Linked DNA regions of Homo sapiens: all the other regions are linked to region 4. Evidence: chromatin loops called from intact Hi-C (ENCODE). Cell type or tissue: PC-9. All regions are shown on one strand. Each heading gives the region's core, and the rest is flanking DNA. Links, peaks and the distances in the headings are about the cores only.

The links. Peaks named below come from ENCODE experiments on the same cell type or tissue, not always from the same donor. Only the 100,000 strongest peaks of a DNase experiment are listed, where the experiment ranks them.
Region 1: a loop joins it to region 4, with 11 times the contacts of the local background. A loop is called at or near these places in 1 of 110 quality-filtered maps.
Region 2: it touches region 4 in a loop (8-fold over the local background); 1 of 110 quality-filtered maps calls a loop at or near these places.
Region 3: it touches region 4 in a loop (6-fold over the local background); 1 of 110 quality-filtered maps calls a loop at or near these places.

The regions. Positions count from the first base shown.
Region 1 is chr3:189,764,572-189,768,571 of GRCh38, reverse strand. All of the region lies in intron 3 of TP63 (tumor protein p63), which reads right to left. Among named protein-coding and RNA genes, the nearest start is that of MIR944, 63 kb to the left of the region's middle. In PC-9, for the core only: no CTCF peak of the experiment used is centred there; a DNase peak (open chromatin) is centred at 1,951; H3K4me3 peaks cover 1,891 bases; H3K27ac peaks cover 2,570 bases.
Region 2 is chr3:189,568,296-189,576,547 of GRCh38, reverse strand. No RefSeq gene overlaps it. Among named protein-coding and RNA genes, the nearest start is that of TP63, 59 kb to the left of the region's middle. In PC-9, for the core only: no CTCF peak of the experiment used is centred there; a DNase peak (open chromatin) is centred at 4,087; H3K27ac peaks cover 3,926 bases.
Region 3 is chr3:189,755,086-189,759,085 of GRCh38, reverse strand. All of the region lies in intron 3 of TP63 (tumor protein p63), which reads right to left. Among named protein-coding and RNA genes, the nearest start is that of MIR944, 73 kb to the left of the region's middle. In PC-9, for the core only: no CTCF peak of the experiment used is centred there; a DNase peak (open chromatin) is centred at 2,225; H3K27ac peaks cover 3,507 bases.
Region 4 is chr3:189,454,420-189,462,671 of GRCh38, reverse strand. It overlaps LOC105374270 (a long non-coding RNA gene), which reads left to right. Exons shown (of 3, transcript XR_924819.3): 3 at 684-770. Among named protein-coding and RNA genes, the nearest start is that of TP63, 170 kb to the left of the region's middle. In PC-9, for the core only: no CTCF peak of the experiment used is centred there; a DNase peak (open chromatin) is centred at 3,991.

The DNA of each region.
Region 1 (4,000 bases), core at 1-4,000, 310 kb before region 4:
TGTTGACTTTAAAATATTTTCTTACTATTTGTCTTTCAGGATTTTAGAGCAGTTTGAGTAATGATTATCTGGAGGTGGCAAAAACAGTTTTAAAAAGTAACATGCAACTACCTACGTTTGTGATTCGAGATATTTTAAAAGAATTACATAATCATGAGAATAACATCGCTACCAAAATACAAGAGGAATTGGATGTTGATGCTGGTAAAATATTGTAACTTCTATACAAAATCACCCCTTAAATTGTGTTTATTTAAAACAGCCCCTTGTGTTCAATGACTGACCTAAAAAAGTAAATAGTAAAGAAAAGCCCACGTTTATTGAACCAATGCTATTGTGGTAAGCTCTTTATATTTACTATCTCAATTAGTTTTCACCATAGTCATATTAATCCCGTTTTGCAAAAAAACAGCAACAGCAACAGCAGCAACAAAACCCCTAAAACCTAGAGATGGTTAGTTATTCATACACGCGGGGGGTTTGAACACAGAGCCTGAAGTACCTAGTTCTTAAAATAAATCTCTAACAATAAAATGCTACTTCATTTGTTTTACGTGATGTGCTGACATATTGTATGTGATTTCACATATGTATTATTATTCTAAAATCCTGGATTAAATATCAAATATTTAGATTATTGTAAGTGACGAAACTGACACTAGAGAGGGTTAGTGACATGTGTCAGATCACATCACTAAATGGTAGAGAATTCATGACTACAATCCAGGGTCCAAAACTTCTAAGGTAGCTCTTTTGTCTCTGTACAACAGTCTGTTTATTGAGATATTTGAGTCTGAACATTCTTTTCTCCTGTAATTAAGCCATAAGATGATGACTTATTTCTATTGTCTATCAGACAATTTAGTATCCTACACTCTATATGGTAAAACTTGAGACTCACGGTTTTCCAACCATGAGCTCCTGTTTAGCTGAACTTCCTGATGAGTATGGCTGTTTCATCATATTGTTCCAGAGGAGTTAGAAATGAAAATCAAACTTCAGATTGATTCAAATTCTGGGGATATCTTCAAATACGAAACTAGCAAAGAAAATGACTATTCCATTCTTGGCCATTCAGATTTTAGCCAGAGAAAGCGAAATTGAATTTTTATAACACTATGAAAAGCATCCTGATTCCGCTGCATAAATTGAAAGATTGGTACATGTTTACTGGTTTTTCCCCTTCAATGAATTCAAACCACAAACTATCCCTATTTATTTAATAGTACCTATACACAACAACAAGAACATGTTATGTGAGTTATTACTGTTCATGTTTTTTTTTCTTTCATGTAGAACTGCTGGATGAGAAACTGGTTCAAATAAAATAAAAAAGGAAAAGAATCCACTGACATCTGTGATTGCCTAAGATGCTAATAAATAATAAAGATAAATTTTGAAGTATATACTCTACAACCATTACATTTTTCACCATAGACGAAGAACCTTTTGTTTGTATGAAAGCAAACAAACAAAAAGTTATGGGGAAAGATTTGTTATATGGCAAGATTTGTGGAAATACGTGATTTTTATACTTTGTTCCACAATTTATACCTTATTTAAAGTGCCAGCCAAGAAAATATATACTTAATATTTCCTAAAATCACTCCCAGGCTGCAGGGTGAGGGATAGGAGGTGTGCAATAAGGAGGAAAGATTTCATCCAAAGAGTTTAATCCCTGTCACTCCAAAGAACAATTGCAACCAAGAAAAGTATTTTCTTTAAAAGGAGAAAAGCAACTGTTGCCCTAATTGTTTCTGTTTTTGTTACTGTTGCTGTTTCAAAGTGGTAGGTAGGTTTGTGCATTTTTTTAAACCAGAGAAAAGATTTTATGTGCAATATTTACCACTGTATTTTTTTTAAACATGATTTATGTTTTTAGCGAGGTTAATTTTCAGAAGAAATCTCAATGAGGAGACAGTCTGGAGAAAAGACATTCCAATGAACTGGTTAGGCAAGTAGTTGTTTGGAAAGAACACTGCCTGCAGGGCTTGCGAGGAAGACAGAGGCAGCATGTTAGAGAAAGGAACAGGAGAGTAACAGAAAGAGTTAGGAACTTCTCCTTTCACCAACTCCAGACAGTATTCACATTTATGACTGGTCTTTATTAGTGTAATACCTTACCACCCACCCCACCTCCACAGAAAAAAAAAACCTGATTAGGAAGTATTTATTTTTTCAGATATGTAAATGTAGCTTTTGTGTTTGGGTTTTTGCAATGCTCACCCCCGATCCAAGGACAGAAAGAAAGAAGAGACACCATCAAACTCTTTAGATTCCACGCTACAGCTATTATTTAGAAAGAAATGTTGTTTTACACTATTTCATACAGTTTACATTTGTTTATATATGCTTTCACTAGTTATTATTTTTTTAGATGAGGTCTTGCTATGTTGGCCAGGCTAGAGGGCAGTGGCTCCATAGCACACTGCAGTCTCAAATTCCTGGGTTCAAGTGATCCTCCCCACTCAGCCTCCCAAGTAGCTGGGACTACAGGCATTCACCATTGCACCTGTGCACCAATGTTTCTTAAAAACCTATTTAGATGTGCTGGGTGCCCACCATAGCCACATGGAGACACAAGAGGAATCCTAGCAACATAGAATTCAGAAGCAAGAGCATGGAGATTTATCCATTACAGACTATAAGAACACTGAGTATTCACCTAGCCCAACTCCGTGCTTTCACCCATAAGGAAACTAAGCCCAGAGGGGGAGTTATCTGTTCATGAACAGAAAACAATTAGTGGCAGCAGCATGAAGAACAGAAGCCAAGGCTCCTGGCTCCTAGGCCAGTGCTTTTTCACCAAACTGCTGTTCCTTTAAAAATGCAGAGGACAGGCCGGGCGCGGTGGCTCACGCCTTAAATCCCAGCACTTTGGGAGGCCGAGGTGGGCGGATCATGAGGTCAGGAGATCGAGACCATCCTGGCTAAAACGGTGAAACCCTGTCTCTACTAAAAATACAAAAAATTAGCTGGGAATGTTTGGTGGGCACCTGTAGTCCCAGCTACTCGGGAGGCTGAGGCAGAATGGCGTGAACCCGGGAGGCGGAGCTTGCAGTGAGCCAAGATCCCCCCACTGCACTCTGCCTGGGCAACAGAGTGAGACTCTGTCTCAAAAAAAAAAAAAAAAAAAAAGCAGAGGACAGGATATTTACAAAGCCCCAAATTGAAAACCCCAATTTTCCTTTTTATGTCAAAGGATTTCCAAAGAACTTAATGTTACTTGATGAGATTAATTCTTGGATCTCAGGGGGGAAAAAAACAATATACGGGGATACATTTGTTTCTCATATCAATTAGTCACAAAACTGATTTTTTTTTTCTGCTCTATATTCTCCTTAGTTTTCTATCAAACCATAAAATCTCATCAAGCAGCTGAGTTGTCTCTTTTCCTAAACAGGCTTATTGCTAAAAAGTGAATAAAATATCTTGGTTAAATGGGAAACTGGCTGCATCTATTTAATTCAATAGCAAAGATGGTTTCTGCTGATTCCTTTCATCCAGGGCAGCCAACATCACTAAATCCACAACGCTCCAATAAAGCTTTGATTACAGAAAAATCATCTGATACCCCACCCAGACATCTAAAAGAGTTCTTTTTTAAAAGCCACATTTTATAAGCCATCTAGTTCTAATTTTAAGAAAAGCAGGTAGGAACATTTACTAGAACAAAGTGCGCTCCATTCCAGGACAAAGCATGGGTCTTATTTCTAGTTTATTTTCTGATTCATTACGCTGTGCCGCCGAAGTACAAAAATGAGATTTTAAAATACCTGGGCTCTTTCTACCTCTTCAAGAGTGTGTGGTGAGAAATGACTTGAATAATATCCATTAGGAGCTCCCAGCTTCTTGGGAGGATGATAAGTAAACACAATGAAGTTAGAACTATTTTTTTTAATCTACAAGTGAATTGTATGTCTTTCCTAAACACAATGGATAACTTTAGTAGACAAAAGAGACTAGAATTAAGCTTACATCACTGCAGACAATATACTCC
Region 2 (8,252 bases), core at 2,000-5,999, 110 kb before region 4:
ATATTCCCATGCTGATGAGATTAAATAAAAATGTAGAGTTTTAGTGATCTAAATCAAGCATGTGTAGGCCCACATTCAAGGGCATTGTTGAAGGGTTTGAGATGTCTCTCCAAGCTTGTTAATTATTCTGACTCAAAGGAATCTCAAAAGAGAAAACAAAAAGTCCAGTTTGGAAATTAGCAAGATCGTGTTCATGTATCTTTGACTTTACACACATATTCTTGTTTGGTGATACAGACTTTATCATGTTTGCCATGAGCTACTAAGCAAATTCACCTGTCTTTCTCTCTTATGTAGCAAGCGAGCTCTAAGACCAGTCTTTTACGTGTGTCACAAGAGAGGAATAAGCCAAACATCAGAGGAATTTTAAGAATTCTGCCACAGGTGTAAGAAAACAAAATTATGAAATGTGAGAATGGTAGGTACCATATATATCTTCTAATCCTCATTTCACACTGGGGAAATTAAAATGCAGAGTGACCTAAAAAATTATACATAAGATCCAGTCACGTCTCTCTTTAAAATCTTTCAATGGTTTCTTAGTCATTCATTCACTCAACAGACGCTTATCTAGCATCTGGGTTGTAGAAATAGCATGTGGGGTGTATAGTGAAGATTTAGTGCTGAATAAAGCATGCTTTTCCTTTTCTTGTGGAGCTTTCATTCTGACATGAATAAAAGTATTTAAAAATTATTTTAAAATAGTTATAAACTTTGAAAAGTGCTACAAAGGAAAACAGAAGGGTTGTATAAAAGGGTGCGCCATGATTCAGATTGGCAGGCAGGGAGCACCTTTCATTTAAGCTACAGTCTAAATGATTAATAGAGGTATCCTAGACAAAGGAGAGGAGTAAGAGTACCCTAGGAAGACGGCATAATAACATATGGGAAAGTCGTGAGACAAAAAAAGAATTAATTGCTTTCTAGTAACCAAGTACACTGTGCCAGGGTGAGGAGAAAAGTAGCATAAAATGGGTTTAGTGAGTTAGACTGGGAACAGATCAGGCAAGATCTGAAGATCATATTAAGGACGGGAATGCATGAGAGTACTCTCATTTTCACTAAATATGATCTCCTACTCTGGCTAATTTGTGGAGTCTGTTGGAAACAGGCAAAATACAAACAAAGTGAGAACTTAGGTGAGACTAGTGTCGTGGCAGAGGAGATGGAGAGTCATGGAAATATTTGAGACATTCTTGCATCATCACGGCTTGACGAATCATTGGAAAAGATAACTTTTGCTAAATGTTATCATAGCTATATGGTATGATAGAAAGAAGGCATTAAGTAAATGTTTGTTGATTCAATTATCAAGACCCAAAAAGGTGAAGTAAGGTCACATGGTCAAGAAAGCCAGAGCTCAATCTAGAACTTAGGTTTCTTGACTCTTATCCACGGACCCTTTTCCTGCTCACTCTTCTGCCTCCAGGCCTTACCAACAGTAGAATTTTGGTATGTTAGTTCTCCTGCACAAATGAAAATGTATACAGTTTGATATCAATGAGACCTGAGTTTAATTCTGCCGTTTTTGGCTTGTTACTCAGGAACTTCTTTAATCTTTTAGTAAATTAATTTCCTCATATACAAATGGTGAGATCTAGTATTGACTGAGTGAATGCTAACGACTAGGCTCAGTTTTCATGGTAAGAACACAACAGTGAACAAAACTATCAAAATCACTTCATTTGTAGAATTTACTTTTGTGTCAAGGAAGTCATAAATGTGCTATTTATTGTCGCCGCTCCATCCCTACCCCTCATCTCAGTAACATAGGGGACTAGAAGCCTACATTTCTCTAACTCACTGGTCAGCTGGCATCTCTGTAAGTTCTACAAAAAAAGGGCATTTGTGGAAGACTGAAAAGCAGAAGACAGGAAAAGGTTTTTTGCTCTGTTTTTGGAGGTGCCTCAGACAGTGACAATAGTAATGGCAACAAGGGTTTCCAGATTCACCACCAGGCAGCAGACTCTAATGTACCATATCAACAAAGACCCATTTAGGAAAAATAGGAGCCACTTAGACATTTCCAACAGAGAACATTTATTGTAAGGATTCAGTTATTTAAAATGTTGAAATAGCTGAAAGGTGAAAAGAGAAACAGGAAATTATCGAGAAGTAGGAATTGCCATCCCAATAACTAGAAGGGCAAAAAAGGAAATGTTTGTCACCAGAATAAAGGTACCATCCATCTTAGCCATGTCTATGAGACTGCAGGAGCACACGCTGCTGCTTCTGCTCCTATTGAAATCTTTACCACTGCTGCTTTACAGGAAGCTAGAAGCCTCTACTCCTACTGGCACTGTAGGTGCCCCAAGTCCAAAGTCTATTACCACTGTTACCCCAAGCTAAATTCCAAGAGTGTTAGGCCATCAAGACTTCAGGAGCCCCTGCTGCTGCTTCTGTTGGAATCCCACAGACTAGGATGGTACCCTGGAGCCCTCAGTGATTGCCAGAGCTATTGGTGTGATCCAAGATAGGGATAGAAACAAAATAAAATGACTTCTCTTTTTCCTCCTGTCAGTCTCCTCACAGATCCTCTCAATGACAGAATCTATCCAGAAGATAAGTAGTAAGGATATCTGGGAAATGTAGCTTAGAAGCTTCTAGCCTTCTGTCATTTAGAGGAACACGGAAGGCAGAGAAGGAGCAGCAAGCCAATAGACAAACAACTATTCCAGTAAACAAAATGTATAAGTAAATTTTATACTGGCCAGGTGCCGTGACTCACGCCTGTAATCCCAGCACTTTGGGAGGCTGAGGTGGGCAGATCACGAAGTCAGGAGTTCGAGACCAGCCTGGCGAATGTGGTGAAACCCCGTCTCTACTAAAAATACAAAAATTAACTGGGCCTGGTGGCGGGAACCTGTAGTCCCAGCTACTCAGGAGGCTGAGACAGGAGAATCATCTGAACCTGAAAAGCCGAGGTTGCAGTGAACTGAGATCTCACCATTGCACTCCAGCCTGGGTGACAGAGTGAGACTCCATTAAAAAAAAAAAAAAAAATTATACCATGTTAGAGGGTAGCAAGCAAGTACTATGGAAAATAAAGTAGGGGAGGAAGATGGAAATTGCTGTGATGTGGAAGGAGGAAAATTTTTAAATAATATGATCCCTATGGGTGTAAGTGAAAACATGACATTTGAATCAAGAGTGAAGCAGGTGATGGAAGAAGCCATGTGGATATGCTGGGAAAGAGTGCTCCAGGCAAAAAGAACAGTAAATGTAAGGGCCTTGTGGCTGAAGTTGGCCTGGGGTGTTGACAGAACAACAAGAATGCCAGTGTGACCAGAGCCCAGTGAAGCAAAAGAATGTGCAGAAAGACCAGAAGTCAAGAACAACAGGAGAGCAAAGAGGAAATGGGACTGCATCAGGCCTTATAAGCCACTGTAAAGATTTATTCTTTCACTCTGAGTAAGAATGGGAGCTATATGTAGGTTTTTAAGCAGAAGAGTAATAAGAACTGACTACTAGAATAATAGTGTTCATCTCACAGAGTTACTATAAAAAGTACAGTGTTTAGAACATTGTAGGGAAGATAGTACAAAAGTTATTGTTAATCCACTTCTTATGATGAATACTAGACACTGTAAGTATACCTTCTGATGGAATCTGCTGTTGTCTGATCCCTTCAATACTCTTAATTATATAAATATCTCCTCCTTCTTCCAATTAAGGTTTGGTCATTTTGCTGAATAATTAGACTGTGGAGGAGTTATGATACAGCAGTGAGAACTCCAATCCATCAGATAACTAGTAATCTTGTCCACAAAGTTATTAAATTATTCCCTCATCAGAAGCTTAGTAAACTGTCCTCATATGTCCCTGTACCCTTTAACAGGCAGGCCCCAGCCAGCTTTCTCACCCTTCATTGTAACCTCTCATTTACCCTAACAGCTATTTACATTAGTGTGTGTCTAGGAGTCTTTTTAGGCTCTGATCAGATGCTAGAGGAATCAGATAATGCATTGTCATGATTCACAGGGACAAGTAGGAAATAATTCCAGACAGTCAACTTATCCAGGTAACCAAAGGTGTAAACACTAGGTCTTTCAAACCAGCTTCAACCGTACGACAAGAATCAAAAGAGTGATGAATCATTTGCTCTTTAGTCTAGAGTCTAGACCCTTTATCACCTCAGCCTACAACTATGACCAGTTCTTACCAGTCAAGTACTTTGTAAATCATACAGATTTCTAAACTCTGCATTGCTTATTAACTTTGTCATTTTCTATGGGAAACAGGAATTGAGAAAGACAAAGGGAGAGAAATGACAAATATCCTAAGAATGAGTTCTGTAAGACTTTAAAAATATTTCTCAAAATTTAGCATGCTCCAGAATCACTTTTCAGGCTTGCTGAAATGCAGGTTGCTAGGTCCCACCTCCAGAGTTTCTGATTCAGAGTCTGGGACAGGAACCCAAAATTTGTATTTCAAACACATTTCAGGTTGATGTTGCTACTCTGGGGACCAAACTTTTGAAAACCACTGCTCTAAAGCATTGACCTTCAAAGAATTTGTTAGCATGTCTCAATATAATTTTGAAAATGTATGTACCTTTCTTTACATTTTTAAGTTGATATTTTAAATTTTTCATCATAAATTGAAATAGCCGCAAAGTTAATAATTTTCAAAGTACTATAAATATTGACATTTTAAATAAAGACTATTAGTTTTTAAATAAAACTTCTAAATGATTCTAATAGAATATAAATACCACAGTGATTTAATCCATAAACTCATCTTTTAAAAAATACATGAGAAAGCTCATTCTTAATACCATTTGGAAATATGTCATTCTATTTTCTCCTTTCAATCATACATTCATCCCATTGCCCTTGTATTATTTTATTCTCTTGTAGTATACTTTTATCTATAAAAATTTTAATATGATTACTTATCTCTACTTGTCTGTAATAAAGCACACATATAAATTTAAGCCTATTTTTAATGACCTGTGACCATAAGACACAAGTGCTAAAATATTACTTCTGGATTAGGCTATTATAATGATTATTATTAAAAATAATTAAAGCAACTGATTAAAGTAGACTTTCTGATATCAATATTCTTAACGACTACTTTGTTGGGATCCCTCAGAAATTTTATACCTCAGGTCTTGAGACCAAGGAAGATAAGAGACAGATTCCCTGTAGTTGTTAGTGAAAGTGATGTCACAGTGAGAGAGTCAGATTGTAAGAACTGTGTGAAGTCCTCAACTCCTGGATTTTTCTTATGGAAAAAGAAGATATGTATATACTGAAGATCTAGAAATTATTTTGCTTAAAATTTTGTATCATTCCTTTGTGTCCCTTATGCTGCTCTGTGTACCTCAAGGGGTGATCAAGACTCCAGTTTGAAGATTACTTAGAGACTAAGGCATTTGTTGGTTTCACTTTCTACATCTCACTGACATAGGACTCTACATGATTTTGAAGTAAATAACTACTTCTTCTTTATTCATAACAATAGTCACAACTAACATTTATACATCACTTTTCAATTTATGTCACCTTATTGTACATTACCTCATTTTATCCTTACAAAAACCTATAGAAAGGTAGGCAAAGAAAACATTATTGTCCTTATTTCAGAGTGGAGAATTATTTTCCAGGAGTATATTGCCTAGTGCCACACAGGCAGTAATAAAGCCTAGTTTCAAATTCCCCTCACTCTAGTTCCAATTTTCCATTGAATTGTACCAGACCTGGGGCTCTCTTAGGAAATGACCAGATTGAATAACACAGGCTCATCTTCCTACTCAGGAATAGGGGATGTTTGCATTTTCAAGGTGAGGGCCTTGAATGTTAGCTAATGAAGAACAACAGTTAAACTGGAGACAGAACTGGTGAAATAAACAAAGGCTAGAAAGTAACTACCAGAAACAGAGAAAAGCCTCGAGCCTTGCTGTTTCTCATTATCCTTTGGGGAAGAGCTTTTCACCCCATCCTTTGGGGGATGATCCCAAAAGATTGACTTTATAAATATTCCTCCCATTCCTGAAAGCAGTAATGTGCAAAGGGATGAGAGGCACCTTAAGCACAGTTTGCAAGAACTGATGATGGCGAGGCTATCTCATCAACAGTTAGTTTTCATGCTATAAGGCTTCAAATTAATAACCCTGTTCCCCCAAAACAAAACATCTTAACTTAAATATTGAGTATGAAGTGGGAGCATAGCATTAACATAATCTGTTACATGTGAAATTACTTTGGAATGCTTTCTTAGATCTTCTGCAAAAATATTTATTTCTGGCTCAACTTATGGTATTTCTGTAATATTTCTTTGCTGTTTTTATTATATTCTGTAATCAGCTTCTCCAGCACAGGTCACTCAAGCAAACCTTTGGTGAGCATCTATTCCGGCCACAGGAAGGCTGATCTAACAACAATGTGCAGATTGATATGGGTGCCATGTGGGACCTCCTTTGATGCAAAGTCAAGGAGAGGGTTGATAAGGACCTAGACAGTGGGTGATGTTTCAGTAGAAAGAAGAAACCGAATGTAGCTGGCACTGTGTGGTTAGGATATACAGGCACTGGTTGTGGAAAAGATGTGGGAGAGCCCCATGTGAAGGATGTATAAAGATGGTTGAATTGAATGAAAGTGAATTACATTTAAAGTCACCATCTTGGCATGAAGAGCTTTACTTGATATGGAGCTGAGGAGTGATTCTCACACTATTTCAGGTGACTTTCTTTATTTCTGACTCTGTCTCACCTGGGCAGCTTTGTGTGCTCCTTCTGTCCTGCGATGCTAGGAAAAATAGTAAAAGCCTGTACTGTGGGCATGTTACACTCCTCGGAGGACAGAAACACTTGCACAGCATAGTGGAATACAGCTTTGGTCTTGTATTGGGAAATTTGACTTTGTGTGTTGGCGCCACTGTTTACCAAATGTCACCAAGCCAAAGTTCACTAGATAATAGTGAGGACAAAATAAGATGCCAGAGAGTAAACTGTCTAAACTGTTGTGTACTATGCAAATAATATGAATATTTATAACCCGTATGGCTTATTTAATTTTTTATTTAGAAAGCAATAGAAATACTTAGATAGAAAAGGAAAACTGAGCAATAGAACACTAGGTTTGACTGAAATGAAAGTGTTTTTTTAGTCTTGAATGAATTTTGACAGGTCACCCTGTCAGCTCAATAGATTCTGTATAGCCGGAAACGGTAAACTACAAGTTTTCTAATTTAGATCTCTTCAAGGGGGATTTACTTAGGAATTATAACATGACAAAACAGCAGCCCTGCTTTAGAGGAAGCCAACAACATCATTGCTGGCTCCAAATGAATGGCTGCCATGGACAAGCACTCCTTGTCATTTCCTTTTCTCGTGGCGCTTTTCTTTGCCTCCCCAGAGTCAAAACAATGGTAACTGAGAAGCTGGCATCAATGTGATTGACAGTAAGTATTCCAAGACAGCTGGTTGATTGATTGATGGACGATGATGAATGTTGTCTAAAAGAACAGAAAGCTGTTTCCTTTTTGAAACCATTCAAATTTGGACAACGTAGGCCAAGAATCATACATTTATAAATTTAATGAGCATAACATTTTCAAATAAGCAAACAATGATCAAAATCACCACCCACCAGGAATCACATACATTGATAAGTGTCAAGATATTTCAAACATCAGAAAGCTGCTTTTTCACCTGCCCAGATTCCACAAGTCCCAGTTGATGAAATGACATACAGAGAATATGTGAATGCAGATTCTGCTAATGATAACCATAGCCAAACCACATGCCTGTGCAGTAATTTTTCTTACTTTATCTTATTGCAAACCCTTTAGTTGGTGGCTAGGGACGGTAACCTTCAAGATCACACAGCCCAAAAGCTTCATTCTATTATAAGTGGAGAAGACCAAAGCCTTACTAGAGAATGTCTCATGGCAAATTATTGGTGGAAACATGATGACCTTTGCCCACATCCTTAATGTCCAGTGTTTTTTGATTTATGCCACTAAATCAGTAAAGATCCCAACAGGACACGGATGTCCCACTCTGAATAGGTGGGTTTATTTTCAAAAAGAATAAATATAAGTGTGTAAGTGAATTGTAGGGGAAGAAAAAGAGATGGTATTTAAACTGAGTCTAGCAGTGACAGTGCCCCATCCCAAGGCCCAGTGAAGCAAGAAATGAAAGAAATAAATCTACAAAAAGAGACACCCACAGAAAGGGCTGCTGAAAAAGAGCAGGTTGCCCTCTGTGAAGGGGCACAGCCAGCCTGAAACTTCACAGGAGTTGG
Region 3 (4,000 bases), core at 1-4,000, 300 kb before region 4:
AAACTCAAGTATATTGGTGTGCTCAACTGCAAAGCCCACGCTCTTAATCATTAGACTGGCAAAGGGAATATTTCATTATGTTATCATTACTGAATGACACCCAAATAAACAAAATTAGCAAGTAAAATAAAGTTTTCTTGTGAGTTCTCTGAAACCTGAACAGACAAAAGAGTGTTGGCTTTCATAAGAAGTCTGTCTGGTTCAAAATCCTGATCTTAGTTTGAAGAAAACTCAACCTTGTCTAGTTTCAAATGGGAAATGATGGTCAAGTCATATTTCACAGCCTGCCAGTGTCAGCAGTGGAACATATCCAAGGCATGCAGCACCAAAGTATGTTAGTGGCAACCAAACTGTATGGGTCTGCAGAGACCTCAACTCTTGCCTCCGCAGAATAAAGAATGCAACTGAGGGGCATAAGGCAGAGGGAGAGACCAAGACAAGTTCTAGAGCAGGAGTGAAAGTTTATTAAAAAGCTTTAGAGCAAGAATGAAAGGAAGTAAAGTACACTTGGAAGAAGCCAAGCAGGTGACTTGAAAGATCAAGTGCCTGGTTTGACCTTTGACTTAGGGTTTTATATGTTGGTGTACTTCTGGAGTCTTGCATCCCTTCTCCCCTGATTATTCCTTGGGGTGGGCTGTCGACATGTGCACTAAGGAGGGGCTGCATGTGCAATGTGTTTACTCGAGTTGTATGCATGCTCACTTGAGACCAGGGGCCCCCGGCCCCATTCCATGGACTGGTACCAATATGTGACCTGTTAGGAACTGGACCACACAGCAGGAGGTGAGAGGTAGGCAGGCCAGTGAGCATTACCACTGGAACCCCACCTCCTGTCAGATCAGCGGGGGCATTAGATCCTCATAGGAGCACGAACCCTGTTGTGAACTGCTCACGTGAGGGATCTAAGTTGTGTGCTCCTTATGAGAATCTAACTAATACCTGATGATCTGAGGTAGAACAGTTTCATTCCCAAACCATACCTCCACCCACTCTCTGTGAAAAATTGTCTTCTACAAAACTGGTTCCTGGTGCCAAAAAGATTGAGGACCCCTGCTTGAGGTGTTCTCACTTTACTAGTCTGAATGTTCCTAGAAGGTCATATACTAGTTAAACTCTGCCATTTTGCCCCTTAGTACACATGCTTGAGCCCATTCACCCAACTCCTGAGGTCTTTTTGGGAAGCTGCTGATCACTAGTTTAAGGTTTTTTTTCTATCTATCGGGAGACTGCCTTTCCCTGGTGCTGGCTGCAACCACGAACAATTATTAATATTATTTGAGTGAAATAGTGTAACAACTGCCTGACCATCACCTTATGGTCATCTGAGATTGCTGGTGAGGGTTGGGGGTAGGGGGTGGAGCCCTCTCCTGTCCTGCTCATGTCTGACTAGCTACCTACAATAACACTAGTGTATCTTCAAATAATATCATATTTTTTGGAAAAACAAAAATACAAATCTGTGTAGATTTTTTTCTTGTCCTGCATCAGTAATTGCTCTATTTAGGATTAATAATTCACTGTTTCCAAATTTAACACAGTCTAAAGACTAACAGCAACAACCATTTCCACTGAGGACTGGCCACAGGCAGTGTGTTATGCTAACATGCCTTATCTCAGTTATCAGAACAGCTCTCCTATAGGATGTCACCAATATCAATCCTGATCCTTGTTTTGCAGATGAGAAAACTGAGGCTTAGAAACATTCTGTAATTCACCCAAGGTCACCCAAATACTGAATAACTGAGCTAGATTCAAACACAGGCAGCCATCTATCTCTGGAGCCTGACCTCTTCACACCACCTCTGATAATAGCTGGAAAAATGGGTCCAGAAATCCAGAAAGTTGGGTGTAGCCCTGGTTTTCTTAAAAATGCTTATCAGAAATGTTGGAGAAGTCACCACTGATGAACTTGGATCTTAATAGTTTTCTCATCTACTAAAGGTTGGACTAGAATTAGCAGGTCTAAAGTTCCTAAATATAACATTGTAGAATTTTTCACGTTTTACAGATTGAAACTATATATATATGTATGTATGCATATTTTGCCAAAGGAAAGGACAGATGACTAATAGCATGAGTATTACTTCAAACAAATCAGATTCTTTTTAGCCAGCATGATAGGATTTCCACCTGATCAGTTTTTAAGAGGATGCAAGGTCAGAATCAGCTCCTGTGTTTCTGCTGAAATCCCTTTCTGTTTATCTGCCCTCTTCAACTTTGTCATTCCTAATGCATACAGTCTGAGCACAGTGTCTTAAGTAACATTGCTGAGGTTACACCAAAGACAGGTGTTAAGGGAACTATTTCCCTGGGGCTATCATTTCCAACTCTCCCTCCTTAAAAAGAGAGGGAGGAGACAGAAGGAAAAGGGTTTCTTTTCAGATTAAACACAGCAACTGCAAACACCTTCCCCTAGGCAATAAATTCTCTGCCAGTGCATACTGCAGTTTACCCAAACACCAAAGCAAAAGGCAAACAGCCCCTTTTGTAAGGGAAGAACTGTCACCTGTCAAGTGATATTTGTGAATTTCTAGAGAATAGAAGAAAGAAAACTCTTTCCCTTATTTTATTAAGAAGGCTGTTTGTTCAGGGTTTGAAATGCATACTTGTGTTTAAGGTAAAGTCCCCGACTTGGCACTCTTTAACAAAGTGCTGCCTTCCCATTGGCTATACTGTACAAAGAACAGAACAGAGAAACAGTCTGCTCTTATGGGGACACCGGAATTCAGTCTAAACGGAGTGAATATTGAGCTACCCTATAAGCCACATAGGTAGCTACAAATCCACTTTCCAAAAATTAGAGGATTTTTGCTATGTGAAATATATTTTCTTACTTGTTTAATTAATATTTACAGAACTCATACCCAAAGCCTATTTGACACAAATTATGTTTAAATGATTATTTTAATAGTAGAAGCCAAAGGGATAAAAGCATTTGGGATACTAAAAGCAAGGGTTAAGAAGGAAAAGGGGAAAATATTATGTCCATTCCCATGTTCAAGATTAACCTTAGGTGAAAGTCTCGAAATAGACTTTGTCTAGCCCTCTTTTACCACCTCTTCACTCATATTATTTCCATCCCAGCTAGGTCTGCTCACCCCACTCCTGGATACTCCATTCTTCAAGATGTCTTACTCACCTCCAGCCAAAACTACTATCCCTTCCATAGACCACAATCAAAGGTATATCGAGAGACACTATTGCAATTTGGTGGCAGACATCTAGACAGGCCTTCAGTCACCTAAAAGTACTTGCATGTTTCAAAGAGGAGACTGTATCATCCAATTGATTTCAAGTCTATAATCAAATTGATTTCAGGCCACACTTTTGCACAGTTGGTGGGAATGTAAACTGATAACAAACATTAAAAAAACAAGATTCATGAAAAGAAGTTTGGTTAGACTCATGTTTATACAATTTTACCCAATAATTACACTTCTAAGCATATAGCACAAGAAAATATTTAAATATTTTTTTCTTAAAAACATGTGAGTAGACTAGCTAAATAAACCATGGTATATGTACACAATAAAATATAATACATAATGAGGAAATTTAAGTTTTGAAGATTAGTAAATAAAATGTTTGCTATAGAATGAAAGAAGTATATTATAACATTTAGTATGACATGATCACAAATGTTTTATTAAATCTTTTCTAGAAAAAAATTTAAAACCCCAAAAATGTTCATAGTTATTATCACTGGTTTGGGATTTATGTCTTTTTGATACTTCTAAAGTTATGTTGGTTGTATTGCTTTCATAATGTGAGAAATGTATAAATTGATATTTTATTATAAAAATAAATACATATTTACCTTCCTCACAGAGCTTTGAGGAAAAATGGTACAGAGAGACAACCAGCAAGAATGACAATTTATATTCGGCTGTATATTTATGCACCAGTAACTCTGAATGAAACTCACCAATAAAGGTATCACCACAATTCTCTGAGATCAATGAGAAACACTGTTTATCTATACAAATGAGGAAGAAGCAGC
Region 4 (8,252 bases), core at 2,169-6,168:
TTCTTTGACTCTTTAATTACAATATGCCTCGGGGTAGTTTTCTTCACATTGAATCTGATTGGAGACCTTAGACCTTCCTATATCTGGATATTTACATACTTTTTTCAGGTTTGGAAAGTTTGCTGTTACAATTTCTTTAAATAAGCTTTATATCCCTTTATCTTCTCTTCTCCTTAACTCCTATGATTAAAAAATTTCTTTTTTGATAATGTTTCATAAATTACGTAAGCTTTCTTTTTTTAATTCTTTTTTCTCCTCTGATTATATATTTTCAAATAACTTGACTTCAAGCTCACAGATTCCTTCTTCTGCTCAGTCAGTTCTACTATTGATATATTTTTAATTTTGTTTATTGTAGTTTTTAGCTGTAGGATTTCATCTTACTATTACTATAATTATTATTTCAATATTTTTATTAAATTCTAATTCTGGTTATGTATAGTTTTTCTCATTTCATTGAGTTGTTTCTCTATATTTTCCTGAAGTGAGCTGAGTTTCTTAAAATGTTTATCTTGAATTCTTTGTCAGGCATTTAATATATCTTTATTTCCTTAGGATTAGTTACTGGCACCTTATTTTGTCCATTTGGTGATATTATGTTTTTCTGATTATTCTTGATCCTTGTGGTTGTATATCAGTGTTTGCACATTTGAATAAATAGGTAATTATTACTGTCTTCACAGACTGGCTTTGTCTTGGAAAATCCTGTGGCTGGCATGGTGACGGGGCCCACCAGAAACACAGGGCAATTGTGGCTGGTGCAGTGCTGTCAAAATCCTGGAGCCTGCTGTGGCAGGTAAGGCACTGGAGCAGGATAGAAGCTGAGACAGATGTGCAGCCTGTGTGGCCCGGGGGCACACAAGAAATCTGGGGCAGCTGCAGCTGGGGTGGCACTGCCAGAAGCCTGGGGCCCACTATGGTAGGCACAGAGCTGGGACAGACTAGAAGCCTGGGTCCACTGATATTGGCAAAGTGGTAGTGTGGACCAAATACTGAGTTCACCAAGCAAGCCTTAAGCATGGGGCTGTGTGGTCCCATCTAGCACTGGGGCAGGCCTAAAGGCCCAGTCTATAGGTACCAGCCTGGAATAAGACCAGGAAGATCTGCCTAGTGCTGGGTGGGCCCAGTTTTTGGGTCCAATGCAAAGTTCTCTGCTCACTTTCTTCTCTTTCCTTCAAATTGACAGTATCTCTCTCCATGTTGTGCTGCCTGGGTTTGGAGGTAATGCAGGTGATGTAAACTTGTTTTCCTACCATCTTCAATGAGTCTTTTCTAATTATTGTGCTACAACCAAATACTATAAACTCTCACCTGGTTTCCTCAGCTCTTACAAAGGTATTTTCATGCATGAATTATTGTTCAAATTGATGTTCCTACAAGGGGACAACTGTTGGAGAGTCCTACTCTGCCATCTTGCTCTATATACCGTCTCTAAAATTCTCAGTGCTGAAGTTTTCTTCACTTCATTCACTGAACACATAGATTAAAAATTTTCAACTAATTTTGAATTAAATACAAGCACAATGTATAGGACTCATTTATGAAAGTTTAATGCCATTGTAGGACACTTACTTAAAGGACACTTTAGGTTTACTTAAAGAATAGTCTCAAAATTCAGAATATTTTAAAAGTCAATGAGTGACAAGCAGAGCAAAGATAAAAAGCTCATATTTCCATGCTACTGTATTTTTTATACTTAATGTCAGCATCTTCACAAAATTTTCTGTGAAAAAAAAGATACCTCTGTTTAAACATCATTAGACAAGTGAGCTATGTATGCCTTTTTTTCCATTGTAAGCAAGAGTATAATAAATGCATTTGTATCACCTCTGACACATCTATCTTCACAGGCCATCTGATCTCATTGTTTCTGCACACTCTTGGAAACAGCACGAGGTTAAAGGCTGGAGTCTTTAGTGCTTTGTGTTCCAGGATGCCAAGAATATGAGTGCAGGCCATCATCCTAATTGTCTTTGATGCTTAGTTGGGTATCTCTAAAGTGATCTTTACATCTCTTTGCAAGCAACAATATAGTTTGTCACCAATATGGAGAAGAGAAGCATGGTATCTGATCTTGGTTTCTCCTCTTCCTCTCGTAATCACTGGGACTGGCAGAAATGGGCTTTCTCCTCTCTCTCTTTCTATATGATCATTATTTGCCTTAAACAAAATGTTATGACCAAGTCATTCAGGCTTTCAAGTTAAAGGAGGAGATTAGGGATTTTAGACAGGCTTTCAAGTTAAAGGAGGAGATTAGGGATTTTAGAAGACATTTCTCTCTCTTAATGAGCCTTGCTTTAAATTTAATTATCTTCCTGTGCACATAAAATTCCTATTTTGTTTGCCAAAAACTGAGTACTATCTTTTTCACTCTGCCTTCATGTTATTACAATTCTATTTTCCCTCTGAACTTCCCTGCCCTGCATCCTCAGAAAGAGTAGATAGATGCTTCAGGCTGACTTGGATGAAAATCAGATACATGGAAACACAAAAGAGACAAGCATATTTATATATTTCCAAAATTATTACCCCACCTTACTATACATTACTAAAGAAATAATTAGTGGTTCAGAAGTGTGCATGTACAAACACTGTCATCTGATAATATTGACAAATTAAATTACAAAAGAATTTTCTATTGCTACAAATTATATATGAGAGCTCCAGCTTCACTGAATCCTTGTAAGGATTATCATTTTGAAAATGTTTACTAACTTCCCAATCAAAGGATAATCAAGGAATAACATTTAGATTTTCTTCATTTTATTTTTTCTCCTAACCTTTCTAATTCTGCAAGAGAGTAAGCTTGTACTCATAAGAAATACAATATAAGAATCTGATGTAGGGATGTAACATCACAAGGTATCAAGCACAGTCAGTACTGTCAACTTATTATTATTGAGATCAACAGTTTTCCAATTTCACTTTTATTTCAAAGCAGGATTTGGTTGTTGGGACTACTACCCTAGTTATTTAGTAATGCAATTATTTTTGAGATTGGCTTAGCTTTTTCAGATTTCCAAAATAGTTGCTGTTTTACATATATGATTTTAATTTTCCATGAATGCTATAAAATGTTATTAATTCCATTTTACAGCCAAAGTGAGACCCAGAGGTGCTAAGTGATTTGCTTGAAGTGTTTGGAAAGTACAGAGCAGTGTAGTAGAAGGTCAGTCTGCATTGGAATTCCGAGTCTACTACTGACTGGTTTTGTGATTTCAGTGAATTTCTTAACCTCCTCAAGCTGCTTCCTTATCTGCCCATCGAAATTTGCAAAGTTCACTTCAGGGTTGTAATAGGAAACAAATATAAGGAAATTTTCATTCAGACCTAAAAGGTAACAGCAAATAAATGAATGATTATTCTCATTGAATAACAGTGCTGTGTTCTTTCTCTTCTATTCCACTGTTTAATTTTCTTTTGAATATATCTTTTTAAATATAGAACAACCACTTACTATTTTACATATTATTGTGTCAAGGATGAGCAGAGATAAAGAGAAATTGAACCAAAAGGAATTTTACATGTGAATTTACCTTACAAAATGAAAGAATCATAAAATGCAAGAACTGCATTAACAGTACATATTTATGACCTACAGAAAAACAGGTGTGCAAGAGAAAAGGAATGGCACAGAGCTTCACAGACAGTAAATTACAGATCCGTATTTCTCTTAGAGTCCTGGACTCTGCAATCAGATCCAGGATTTTTAACAAAATGTGCATTTTATCCTTCTCAAATTGGGCAAGAAGAACCATAGATTTTACCAACGAGAAATGAGGAGCCCTGCCAAAATCCCAGCCGACCCTGCACACTTACTGGGAACGTACTGAGTGCCAGGGCTTGTGCCAAGTGCTCTGGGGGATAGAGTTGAGTAAGTCATGGTCATCGCTCATTCATTTAGTGGAAAAAGCAGGCACACACACAAGTAACTTGATTCCAAGGCAGACCGCGATAAGTGTTATCTTAGATCACTGGAGGAGACAGGTCACACGACTGGAATAGCATGAAGTCAGGCCTGAGGCTGAGGGCATGCTGTTATTTAGGAACCCTATCAGGTTCATCTCACAGCTTGGCAGTGGTCCAAAAACCCTGTAGTTTCTTGTCCTGGGTGTGCTGGGTCATAGGATGCTTCCATCCACCTATCCTCGAATCTACTGTGAAGGCTGCTGGAGTCTGAGAATGTGTAAAGACAGATGAGACAGAGAGATTTGTTTCCCTTCTTAACATACATTATACAATTTTTAAAATACATTGACCTAGAATGACTAGTACTATAGAAAAACGGCCTGCCAAAGATTCCCTCTTTTCTTTCCTTGCATGTCATGGAATGTCCACAGTTTTTTATCCATTCAGGAAGTGAACAGAACCAAAAATGCTATATTTGTTTATTTTTCCAGGATAATTCTTATCAAATTCAGCTTTGCCCAAGCTGTTTGCTTGTCTGAAGCCCAACAAGAACTGTGAGGTGCTAGAGAACACAGTCCTTCTGATCCAGCTCTGTCTCAGAAACTTTACAAAATTAAATACTCAATCAACTTCAGTTGTATTATTTTTAACCTTCTGCTATTTTTAAGTAGTTTCCCATTTTCCAACTTGCTGGTAACTTTCCCAAAATGCCCTCAAACTTAGAGCTAAAAGTAAAACCGAAGAAATGAGACATATCTTGACTAATATTATATCATGTTAAATTGATTGCAAAAAAGTAGGGTGAAGCGAGGAATTCACTTAAATGAAAAAGGAAAGAACACTTGACTGGAAGCCCAGCAGTCTGGGCTTTGCTCCGGGCTCCGTATAACATCTGGGCGAGCTGTTTCCCTCCCTGAGTCCCAAGGTCCCCAACCGTCTAGCAGGAGGGTTGAATAGATTTATTGTCAAGACTTCGTTTTCAGTGACCTGTCATCTACATTATGGTTATTCTTTATACTATCTACAACAATAATAATAATGGTATAATAATTTATAACTTACAAAGCATCGGTAGTTGCATCACTCTCTAGTAAATATGTATGAAACTATGCTTTCAGCACTACAATTTTATAATTAGAACCTGATTACATTTAAGAGGGGGCAAAGTGAAGTTGAGGGGGCCCCCACTCCAGGCCCTCTCTGCGGTGGAGTTGACCTCTGGGACTTACTATGGCCTAGATCAGATTCCTGTGGTCACACTCAGATCCAAACCAACTGTTGGAGCTTTGTAACGGACTACTCACTAGTGCTAATGAATCCAAGAAACCCACGAATTTGTGCTTCTATATTTGCAGGCCAGGTCTACCAACCAGAGAGTCAGGAAGGCTTTAGGCAGACAAGCCCTTCCTCTTTACTCACTCTTCACTGCCTACCTCTAATGCACACGTAACAGCTTCAGTAACCACCTAACGGTGATGATCACCAACTTAGGAATTTTTAACCAGAACTGGGATTTCCGTTTGTAGCTTCCTTTTCTAACCAGCTAATCAACATCCCCGCTGTGTTCTGGAAGATCAGTTTGACCCACACCAATGAAATCACTTTCCATCATAAAATACTTCCTCCATACCTCCCTGGCTTTCCCAACTCTGCCAACATTTGCCTTGTTAACTTGGCTCAAAAATTCCAGCTCATCTCTGATTTCTTTTCTTGGACTCCCCTTGTTAATCAATGGCCAAGTCCAGCAGCATTTCTGTTCACAATACCCACCCCTATAATGCTTAGGCCTCATCATCACTAACTTGGACAAATACCGTAACTTTTTAAAGTGTGCTCCCTGGTCTATTTCACCGTGCACATGCTCCTTTCTAATCATGCCACACCTCTAATCAGAAACACCTAAAGGATCTCTAGTATTTACCATGTAGTCCATTTTTAAAATGCTGGTGTTCAAGGCTTTCTATAGTTTGACACAATCAGCCATTTAAACTGAATGTCCCGCCATTAAGTGAAACTGCACATTATTATCCAAAAATGGTCCCCACCCATGCAGATACCTTTGTAACACTGCTAACTTGAGTAGTGTGTCCTGCCCTATTTCTCCACACCTTTCTTATTAAAACATGATTCCATTCTCCAAGGTGCAGCTTAAATGACCTCTTTTTTATTACACGTCTCTTAGGCCAGAAGTATGTTCCTTGTCTTCTGAACCCCATAACCCTTTTGCCTTTTGCCTTCTAAGGAAGGGCACGGATCGTATCCTATCTCAACATTTGGTCAGTTGTATACCTATTTGTTATTGCTCCTCTGCTAGGCTCTCAGTAAAAATAATGCAAGGTCTGAACTTTGCCCATCAGTATGCTCCATGGTGGATGAGACTGCATTGAGTGGGACGAGCAGAACTCCAAGGGTGGTTTTCAGTAAAGCTGAAAGAAACTGGACAGAAGATCAGCAGCCAAATAGCTTTGCCAAGCCAGTTTCTGAGGCTCTCGTGTACACGTGGAAGCACAGTTTCAGTGTTGTATTTGCTCTCCCAGGCTGCAAGTCATTACGCATCACTGGGGAACACAAGACAGCAAATAGCTCAGTAGAGTTTAGATTCAGTGGGGGTCCAGTGGGGGATTGAAAAGAAAAGGAGCGAGGAAGAGAAGAAATAAACTAAGAGTTTCGTTGTCTTTTATCTATGATTTATCCTATGATTTCAGCTGGGAGGATGACAGTTATAACATAGCTACCCTTCACTGACTTTCACAGAATGACTGTTTTTATGATAATCAGAAAATTCCAGAACTGGGTGGAGGTTTAAGAAAAATACAATTCAGAGCAAGGAACTAACTTATTCCAAGCTATAAATTTCAGTCAGCCACTGAACCCAGATTGAGACTATTTATCCTGATATCTAGTGTATCTACTATTATTCTTCTAGCCATCTTTTTACTGACTTAACTTCTCAAGAATTCAGAATGTCAACATGTCTATGTTTAAGTATTATTAATTTTGGCACAATGGGTGACAGATTGGATCTCCAAAGCTCACTCCAGGGTCTCCCTTTACCAGTGTGAAATCACTTAAGACTTTGCTGTTTGTATGACTGTCACCCAGGCAGGAACTCTAAGATCCTGAAGAAAGTAGTCCCTTTGACTCACCTGTTTTTCTCATAGCACCTTCAAGGTGATTTACCTTATTAAATATTCAATCAGTGAATTGAATTGATAAAAACCTCTACTGTCCCACAGCTCTTCCCTATGTTCTAGCTCTTACTATAGTCACAAAAGTGTTTCTAAATTGACCTTACCAGATAAAAGTCCTCCTGCCAAAGAATTAATTTGCCCTATGTACACCTAGCAGTCGTTTAACCCCATAGCACAATAATCTGGCTCCTCAACCCCCAAACCCAGGCTTTTGGACACAAAGTGAGTACACTGTGCGCAGCCAGCCCTCAGCACCGGGACAATGTGTGCCCTGTGCCAGACCTGGCCCTCCACCCAGGCAGCTGCACCCTGAGCATGAGGACCAGGGGCATGGCCACCTGGCGCTTATCCTCTCGTTCCACCTGACAGGAAGATGGTTTAAGCTTTCTCTTGCACAATGCACTGGAGGTGGAGGAGAGAGAAGAGAGACAAAAAGAACTGGTCAGGTTGATTTCATCTGCCTTAGCAGCAGTTCCTCAGTATTTCTTTGAGAAAAAATGTTTGGCAACTTAAGCACAGCATGCTCAGGCAGATTCCATTTAACAGGACATCTGAGCGGTCTTCGGTCTCCTCCTTCCCTCTTTTCACCTCTCCTCTTTCTCCTGCCCCTAGGAAAGATTTTCTTTAATCAAATGTTAACAGAGAAGGCTTATGGATTTAATTTCAATAAACATGTACTTTTCTTTAATACTGAGTTCTCAACAGCAGATCTTCAGAAATAAGTATGCAGTGTATCATTACCCATTAAAAAAAAGTTTGTGGTCTCTTTTCTTTCCCTAGACAAAAAAAAAAAAAAATGCTTATTGTAGGAATTTCCCTAGACACAAAAAAAATGCTTATTGTAGGAAAATGCTTATGGTAGGAATATATATATATAAAACATATATAATATATATAATTATATATTATATATACATATATAAACATACCTATATTTAATGGATCATTTGATATAAGCAATTTATAAGTGTTAAAATATATATGAAAACTTTTTTCATATTAGCAAACATAATATAATTATTTGGTCACATAATACGCATTATATTGCTGTAACAAAATTTATTCAGTTCTATGCTTTTGGACATTTTGGGTTCATTTCTAGGTTACTATATACAACACGGTATATAGATCTTGTAAAAAATCTTCTGTTGT